Linked DNA regions of Homo sapiens: region 2 is linked to region 1. A link is an interaction called in ENCODE POLR2A ChIA-PET data of the cell type or tissue named here. Cell type or tissue: HCT116. All regions are shown on one strand. Links, peaks and the distances in the headings refer to the core of each region. The heading gives the core; the rest is flanking DNA.

What was found. Peaks named below come from ENCODE experiments on the same cell type or tissue, not always from the same donor. Only the 100,000 strongest peaks of a DNase experiment are listed, where the experiment ranks them.
Region 2: POLR2A ChIA-PET joins it to region 1 with 8 read pairs; 5 of 35 experiments call an interaction of 5 or more read pairs at or near these places.

The regions. Positions count from the first base shown.
Region 1 is chr22:20,757,153-20,761,152 of GRCh38, reverse strand. The region is part of intron 23 of PI4KA (phosphatidylinositol 4-kinase alpha); the gene reads left to right. Among named protein-coding and RNA genes, the nearest start is that of SERPIND1, 15 kb to the left of the region's middle. In HCT116, for the core only: no CTCF peak of the experiment used is centred there; no DNase peak of the experiment used is centred there.
Region 2 is chr22:20,415,644-20,421,179 of GRCh38, reverse strand. It overlaps the pseudogene RNU6-225P. Among named protein-coding and RNA genes, the nearest start is that of SCARF2, 19 kb to the left of the region's middle. RefSeq lists an enhancer at 1-409. In HCT116, for the core only: a CTCF peak has its summit at 2,857 (motif pointing left); a DNase peak (open chromatin) is centred at 2,839; H3K4me3 peaks cover 864 bases; H3K27ac peaks cover 485 bases.

The sequences.
Region 1 (4,000 bases), core at 1-4,000:
ATATACGCCTTAATGGTTCTACTGCTGGTGCAAGGGCCCCGAACAGAAGGATGGTCATTCTAGCCCACTATCTATGCTCAAGTGTGCTCCAGCACTCATCTAGAGGGACCAGGGCTCCTCGGATGGGCACTGATGGACCTGCAGCAACTTGCTGTTGCCAGAGAGCAGTCATGGTTTTTAAACGTCAGGAGCAGGAAACAGTAGTTTGTGCCTGTAGTCCCAAGTTACTTGGGAGGCTGAGTGGGAGGATCGCTTGAGCCCAGGAGTTCAAGATTGCAGTGAGCTATGATCATGCCACTTGCTTCCAGATGCAACTTGTCGTCAGACCCTGAGTGCACAGAGGGCCTCAGCTGTTACCAGCCCTAGCCCAGGAGACCAACTCCTGGGAAGACAGAGAAATGGTGGAAACTGTAGGAAGGCATAAAAATGTTACAATGATCAAAACCCTATGAAGACAAAGCTAAGATAAGAATAAAAAGGAGAGATGGAAACTGGGAAGGTTACCAGGAGACCCTCTGGATTGATGGAAGTGTCCTCTAGATTGTTTGGGTAGTGGTCCCGTGAGTGTGTACAGTTGTTAAGTCATGGAATTGAGCACATAAGACCTGTGGATTTTATTATATGCAAATTATACCTTAATTTTTTTAAATTGCAAAAGGCTAATATTAGTTTTACAAAAGTGTATTTAGCCAATAAAAAGATATTAAAATAGAGACAACAAAGGAAAAAGTTAAATGCTGCGTATAAGCACTTTTTGGCCAGTTTTAGTGTAAGGGCACTAAGAAGTCTGATTTATAAGGTGTTTAAAATCAAAAATTTAAAATATGCTGAAATGTTAGACCTAAGTTTTAATTAAATGCTTAGAATAATTTGATAATTTTTGTAATTATGATGAAATCATGTTTAAATATGCAAGGGAATTGGGGAGAATCCACAAATTTTGATTAACTGTATGAATAAATTCTTTGAGGCATGCTTATTGATAAATTCTTGAGATTGACAAATTTAGTATTAATGAAGTACAACTAACAGTGTGTAGTCCTTTCCGCACCAGAAGCCTTTGATAGGTTGGTGAATCTATCAACTTGTTCTTGCTTATGGAGAAATTATTTCCGATACTTCTTGTACCATTTTTTCTTTTGTTGAAAAATCAGGCTGGGCACAGTGGCTCACAGCTGTAATCCCAGCACTTTGGGAAGCTGAGGCAGGTAGATCACCTGAGGTCAGGAGTTTGAGACCAGCCTGGCCAACATGGTGAAACCCCGTCTCTACTAAAAATAAAAAAATTGGCTGGGTGCGGTGACTCACACTTGTAATCCCAGCACTTTGAGAGGCCGAGGCAGGCAGATCACAAGGTCAGGAGATCAAGACCGTCCTGGCTAACACGGTGAAACCCTGTCTCTACTAAAAATACAAAAAATTAGCCGGGCGTGGTGGCCTGCGCCTGTAGTCCCAGCTACTCGGGAGGCTGAGACAGGAGAATGGCATGAACCCGGGAGGTGGAGCTTGCAGTGAGTGGAGTTCACGCAACTGTACTCCAGCCTTGGTGACAGAGTGAGACTCTGTCTCAAAAATAAATAAATAAGCCGAGCGTGGTGGTGCACGCCTGTAGTCCCAGCTGCTGGGGAGGCTGAGGCAGGAGAATTGCTTGAACCTGGGAGACGGAGGTTGAGGTGAGCCGAGATCGTGCCTCAGCACTCCATCCTGGGTGACAGAGAGACTCTGTCTCAAAAAAAAAAAAAAAAAAAAAGAAAAGAAAAGAAAAAGAAAAATCAACGCTTCAAGAAATGTTTTTTAAAAATCACCCCAGGCCAGGTGCAGTGGCTTACGCCTGTAATCCCAATACTTTGGGAGGCCAACCCAAGTGGATTACTTGAGGCCAGGAGTTTAAGACCAGCCTGGGCTACATAGCAATACCCCATCTGTACAAAAAATATAATTAGCTGGGCATGGTGGAACATGCCTGTCGTCCTAGCTAGTCTGGGGGCTGAGGCAGGGGGATCCCTTGAGCCCAGTTCAAGGTTGAAGTGAGCCAGGATCGCACCACTGCACTCCAGCCTAGGTGACGGAGCAAGACCCTGTCTCTTAAAAAACAAACAAACAAAAAAATGCCCCAGGGGCTCTGAGATACTGCTTCAGGTAAGACTCTTCTAGTAAGTCCTTTGTGGAGCACTTCACACTGCTGTACAACAGTCAGGAAGTCAGGTGCATGAATTTATTTTTGCAGCTGGGAGCCAGTGGAGTTGGCAAGGAAAGACTGTGAGGGTTCTGGAAGCTCCCCCTTCTGGCAGTAAGGAGGGGATTGGAGTGAGCAAGGAGCCCATTTGAGGCCAGGGATGGGAGGTGCAGGCAGGCAGTTTCTACAGAGAAGCCTCTTCCAGAGGGGATGTAGACACAGGGCGGGGTGGGGGCCACATTCAGAGAGTCTCACACACATGCCCCAGGACCAGTTGGGGCTATAAGAGAGATGCTGTCAAGCTCTGGCTGAACTGTTCATTGATCTGTTCCCCTCATCCGTCCACCTTGCATTTGTCCATGTAGTAGCAGATTTTGTGCTAAGTTTTGTGCTAGACCAGGGGTGTCCAATTTTTTGGCTTCCTTGAGCCACATTGGAAGAAAAAGAATTGTCTTGGGCCACACATAAAACATACTAACACTAACGATAGCTAATGAGCAAAAAAAAAAAAAAAAAAGAAAAGAAAGAAAAATCACACACAAAAAATCTTATAATATTTTAAGACATTTAAGACACAGAATCTCATGTTTTTTTTTTTTTTTTTTTTTTTTTGAGACAGAGTCTTGCTCTGTTGCCCAAGCTGGAGTGCAGTGGAACGATCTCAGCTGACTGCAAGCTCCGCCTCCCAGGTTCATGCCATTCTCCTGCCTCAGCCTCCCAAGTAGCTGGGACTACAGGCGCCCACCACCACGCCTGGCTAATTTTTTGTATTTTTAGTAGAGACGGGGTTTCACTGTGTTAGCCAGAATGGTCTCGATCTCCTGACCTCGTGATCCGCCCGCCTCGGCCTCCCAAAGTGCAGGGATTACAGGCATGAGCCACTGCGCCCGGCCCAGAATCTCATAATGTTTAAGTTTACAAATTTGTGTTGGGCCACATTGAAAGCCATCCTGGGCTGTGTGTGGACTGCAGATTGGAAAAGCTTGTGCTAGACAATTGGCCCACCCTGCGATTCTTTGGTTCTAGGAGAGAGACTAAGCAACAACAAAATTGAAACTGCCAACCTCTAGAAGAATTAAGCACCTAGCACATTATTCAGACAAGACCTGAGGAGACAAAAAAAGGAAGAAAAAGGCTGGGTGCGGTAGCTCACGCCTGTAATCCCAGCACTCTGGGAGGCTGAAGTGGGTGGATCACTTGATGTCAGGAGTTCGAGACCAGCCTGGCCAACATGATGAAACCCCATCTCTACTAAAAATACAAAAATTAGCCAGGTGCGGTGGCGTGTGCCTGTAGTCCTGGCTACTTGGGAGGCCAAGGCAGGAGAATCACTTGAACCTGGGAGGCAGAGGTTGCAGTGAGCTGAGATCACACCACACACTCCAGCCTGGGAGACAGAGTGAAACTCCATCTCAAAAAAAAAAAGGAAGGAGAACCTAGCAGATTTTGCCAGCCTTCTAGAGAATATTCATAAACCGAATCAGATCCCTTTCTGAAGTGAGATGTCTCATTCGCCCTTCTCTCTGAGCTCTGTTTTTCTGTTCCTGTGACATCAGAGGACGTTAAATTGTTCCGGGGGACTGATTGTTCCTCCTCACCTTAATTCAAAATAAAGCGATTTTCATTTTTGCAGTACATTGTACTCTTCCACATGGTTTCAAACTGATTATTTTTGTTCTGAGCGTGGCACTTAGCCAGTAAATGTACAGCTATTGAGTGTATATCCCTCTTATATTTTTCCTCTAAAACATGAAAGATAAGAAGGAAATGTCTTTGGAGACATATATTATTCTTGAATTTTCAGAACCTACCAGGAGGAGAGGG
Region 2 (5,536 bases), core at 752-4,751, 340 kb after region 1:
GAGACCCTCACTCTGCAACCATAGACACCTTCCACCAGACACAGAGAAACAGCAACTTATACAACCTGCAACACACACATGTGCCACCAGAGCCGACTAAATACTGAGACACACACATCAGCCAACACACAGAAGTGTAACCATCCTACCGACAGATGGCATACACAGCATCCATGCCCTACTAAGCATGGAGGCGGGCACCCACCCTAAGATGCACTCACTGCACTAGAAACAGATCATGAGGCCCAGCGTGGTGGCTCACGCCTGTCATCCCCACACTCAGGAAAGCCAAGGCAGGAGGCGCACTTGAGCACGGGAATTCGGATAGTATCTGTGGTCTTTCACCCTGCAGATACACACACAGACATGCCACCAGGCACACAGAAACACCAAGACACAGTGGGAACACGCACACTGGAACACACAAACTCCTACACACACAGGAGAACGCGGAGGCCGCTGGCAGTACTGAAATTCATCTCAGCCCTGGGTTCCAGGGAAATGGTGCTCACTGAGAAATTGCCTCTTCCTTTGCGTTCTGAGAAATAGTGAGACCAGAAGGAGCACTTTGCCCTTGTCCATTCTAAGACCCCGCCTCCAGCCTTCCACATGAGTCTCTTATTTACCAGGCCCCTCCTTCCTCATTAGTGAGTTTTCTTCCCATAGCAGTAGCCTGAATAAAGTCATCTCTTTATGTGTCTGGTGCATTCCCCCCACAGTCTTTGTGCCTTGACCTGGCATGGGTTGGACTTACCTTCCCATCCCCAATGACTGCAAGCAGGTGGTGAGCCCTCTCTGAGACCCGCAAGCCGCCCCTGACTGGCCATCAGGGTGGGGGACCTTCAGTGAGTATGACCCCTGGTTGTGTGCTCCTGGCTTTTGTCCGTTGGTGGCATAGTGACAACTTTATTTTGATTCTTTCAGTTTCATGGTCTGAACATTTGGTGGTCTCTTTAAACAGATTGGTGGTTTATAGACGTCTTGTCTCTGTTGGGTGAGAGACGACAGTGTGTGGTTTGAGAGTCTTTTCTGTTTGTTCATTTGTTTAATTGAGTTTAGTTAAAAATTTGGGCTAAGATTGGTGGCTCACATCTATAATCCCAGTGCTTTGGGAGGCTGAGGTGGGAGGATCACTTGAGGATAGGAGTTCAAAACCAGCCTGGAAAACATAGCAACCCCCATCTCTAAAAAAAAAAAAAAAAAAAAAAAAATTAAAAATTTAGCCAGGCACGGTGGTGGTGTGCACCTGTAGTCCCAGCTACTCCAGAGGTTGAGGTGGGAGGATCCCTTGAGCCCAGGAGTCTGAGGCTCACCACTGTACTCCAGCCTGGGTGACAGAGTGAGAACCTGTCTCTAAAAAATCCAAGAATTTGTCCCCAGTGGGAAGATGGTTTGGAGATGTGATCAGCCACATCCATGGATGGAGCTGTGCTGTCATTTAGGTAGGTTGGATTGGCTGTCATATGCATAGGTAAGCGACACACCCAACAGTTAGTATGCTTGAAAATAGGCCTGTTCCTTGGGTGGGGCTAACATGCAGAGGATTGGTAAAGCCTCCTGAGAGGGCGGTGGGGTCAGGGCTGGGGTTAGGAGGGCAGAGGTCAGGGCTAGGGTTAGGAGGGCAGCCTGTAAGAGTTGAAAACAAGTTAGTGAATTTGTGGTGGTTGGGCTGCCAGGGAGGAAGAGGAGTGGGAAGGGTGGGAGGAAGGCCTTTGACAGGGGTACAGTAGGAAGCAGGGTGTAGAGGAGTCAACCTGGGGCCAGTTCAGTTGTTGTGTGGACGGTGGACAGGGGTCATCTATCTTCGGGTGAGGTCATTGTCTCCATGAGTCCAGCTGCAGGGCTGAGGTCACTCACCTGGTAAAGAAGCTGGTTGGGGTGAGCTCCTGGGCCTCCCTGAGTCTGCAGTGACCTTCGCCCAATAATGGACCTCGAGACATAACCACAGCACTGTGGTTGGACAGTGCCAGTGAAGAAGCCATTGTCCTGCTGTCACATTGGGGATACCGTAATTCCAAAGCTGCCTGCTGCACACACCCCACCAGAGGTATTCCAGCGGCTGCTTCCTATTAATAGTCTGACGTGCATTGTGAGGGGCAAAATGTGCACACATGACACTCATTCGAGAGCCTCAGCAGTGGGCATTCCAATTACACTGCTGCTTCCCGTGTGTGTGTGTGTGTGTGTGTGTGTGTGTGTGTGTGTGTGTGTGTCGGGGGGGCTCCTTTATGAGTTAATTTTTTTTCTGAAACAAAAAAAATTGCTTAAATTACTTATTTGGCCAGGCGCAATGGCTCACGCCTGTAATCCCAGCACTTTGGGAGGCCAAGGAGGGTGGATCACTTGAGGTCAGGAGTTCAAGACCTGCCTGGTCAACATGGTGGAACCCCGTCTCTACTAATAACACAAAAATTACCCGGGCGTGGTGGCGCCTGCCTGTAATCCCAGCTACTCACTGCAACCTCCGCCTCCCGGGCTCCAGCGGTCCTCGTCCCTCAGCCTCCCGGTATTTGCTGGTTTTAGAGGCGGAGTCTCGGCAGGTCGACCCGGCTGGAGCGCAGAGGCTATTCCCAGGCGCGATGCCACTACTGACGCGCTCCGTTTCCAACTGGGGCTGCCTCGCCCCTCCCTAGGCGGCCTGGTGGCAGAGGCCACCATACTGATGCCGGCTTCAGTGAGGACCTGGATCGGCACAGCGCACTGCAGCGCAGAACTCCCGGTCACGCGATTCTCCTGCCTGGGCCTCCCGAGCAGCTGGGACCGCAGGCACGCGCGGCGCCGGCCCTTGGAGCTCAGAACCGCCTTTCGGACTGCATCCGGCACCAGGCAGCCAGCGGCTAGTGGGGGCCATGGAATCGTGCTGCCATCTGGCGGCTGGATGGGTAGCTGCTGCTTTTTTTTTTTTTTTTTTTCTTCTTTTTGAGGCACGGCCTCACTCTGAGGCCCAGGCTGGACGCAGTCACTCAATAACCGCTCACTGCAGCCTCCATCCCCCGGGCCCAAGACATCCTTCCATCTCAGCCTCCGAAAGTGCTGAGATTACAGGTGTGAGCCACCGCACCGGGCCGGTGCCACCTTTTTTTTTTCTTTTGAAACAGAGTATCCACTTTATCGCCCAGGCTGGAGTGCAGTGGCGCAATCTTGGCTCACTGCAACCTCTGCCTCCCAGGTTCAAGCGATTCTCCTGCCTTAGCCTACAGAGTAGCTGGGATTACAAGCGCGTACCACCAAGCCCGACTAATTTTTGTATTTTTAGTAGAGACGGGGTTTCACCATGTTGGCCAGGCTGGTCTCGATCTCCTGACCTCAAGTGATCTGACCACCTCGGCCCACCGAAGTGCTGGGATTACAGGCATGAGCCACCACGCCCGGCCGGTAGCATCTTTGAAGAGCCTAAACAAGTGGGGGTAACAGCCTGGGGGAACTTCGGCGCAGTTCTGTTTGTGCGGCCCGGTGGGGCCTGCTACGGGGATGTGGTGTCCCAGGCCCAGATTATCCCCCAAAGTAGGCATAGCCAGGTGAGGACAGCCAGAAGTCAGCGACAAATACTGTGCAGTTCCATGTATGTGGAGTATCTAGAGGAGTCAAATTCGTAGAGACAGGCGGGGCGAGGTGCCTCACGCCTGTAATCCCAGCACTTTGGGAGGCGGAGGTGAGTGAACCACCTGAGGTCAGGAGTTTGACACCAGCCTGGCAAAAATACCAAAAATACAAAATTTACCAAAAATACAAAAATTAGCCGTATGTGGTCGTGTGTGCCTGTAATCCTAGCTACTTGGGAGGCTGAGGGAAGAGAATCACTTGGACCCGGGAGACAGAGTAGCGGTGAACCAAGATTGCGCCACTGCCACGGCACTGCACTCCAGCCTGGGTGACGAGCAAAACTTTGCCTCAAAGAAAACAAATGAACAAAAACAAAACAAAACAAAAAAATTAGCAGGGCATGGTGATGTGTGCCTGTAGTCCCAGCTACTTGGGAGGCTGAGGCAGGAGAATCGTTTGAACCCGGGAGGCAGAGGTTGCAGTGAGCCGAGATCACGCCACTGCACTCCAGCCTGGGCGACAGAGCAAGACTCCATCTCAAAAAAAAAAAAAAAAAAGAAAAAAAATTCTGTAGAAACAGAAGGTGGAACCGTGGTTACCACGGGCTGGGAGGTATGGGAATTAGTGTTTAATAGGAATGCAGAGTTTCAGTTTCGGGTGATGAAAAGATTCTAGAAATAGATGGCAGTGAATGTACTTAATGTCACTAAACCGTGCACTTAAAAATGATTAAAATAGTGCTCGCTTCGGCAGCACATATACTAAAATCAGAACGATAGAAGTTTCTCATGGCCTCTGCCCAAGGGTGACACGCAAATGTGTGAAGCGTTCCATATTTTTATTTTTATTTTTTATTATTTATTTATTTATTTATTTTGAGACGGAGTCTCGCTCTGTCACCCAGGCTGGAGTGCAGTAGCACAATCTCGGCTCACTGCAAGCTCTGCCTCCGAGGGTCATGCCATTCTCCTGCCTCAGCCTCCCGAGTAGCTGGGACTACAGGCGCCCGCCACCACGCCCGGCTAATTTTTTGTATTTTTAGTAGAGACGGGGTTTCACCATGGTCTTGATCTCCTGACCTCATGATCCACCCGCCTCGGCCTCCCAAAGTGCTGGGATTACAGGTGTGAGCCACCGCACCCAGCCAAAGTGTTCCATATTTTTAAACAGATATATAGACCAATGGAACAGAACAGGGACCTCAGAAATAACACCACATATCTACAACCATCTGATCTTTGACAAACCTGACAAAAACAAGAAATGGAAAAAGGATTCCCTGTTTAATAATGGTGCTGGGAAAACCGGCTAGCCACAAGCAGAAAACAGAAACTGGACCCCTTCCTTATACCTTATACAAAAATTAACTCAAAATAGATTAAAGACTTAAATGTAAAACCCAAAAACCGTAAAAACCCTAGAAGAAAACCTAGGCAATACCATTCAGAACATAAGCATGGGCAAAGACTTCATGACTAAAACACCAAAAGCAATGGCAACAAAAGCCAAAATTGACGCATGGAATCTAATCAAACTAAAGAGCTTCTGCACAGCAAATGAAACTATCATCAGAGTGAACAGGCAACCTACAGAATGGGAGAAAACTTTTGCAAGCTACCCATCTGACAAAGGTCTAATATCCAGAATCTACAAGGAACTTAAACAAATTTACAAGAAAAAAACAACCCCATCAAAAAGTGGGCAAAGGATATGAACAGACACTTCTCAAAAGAAGATATTTATGTAGCCAACAAACATATGAAGAAACGCTCATCATCACTGGTCATTAGAGACATGCAAATCAAAACCACAATGAGATACCATCTCACACCAGTTAGAATGGCGATTATTAAAAAGTCAGAAAACAACAGATGCTGGCAAGGCTGTGGAGAAATAGGAACGCTTTTACACTGTTGGTGGGAGTGTAAATTAGTTCAGCCATTGTGGAAGACATTGTGGCGATTCCTCAAGGATCTAGAACCAGAAATACCAT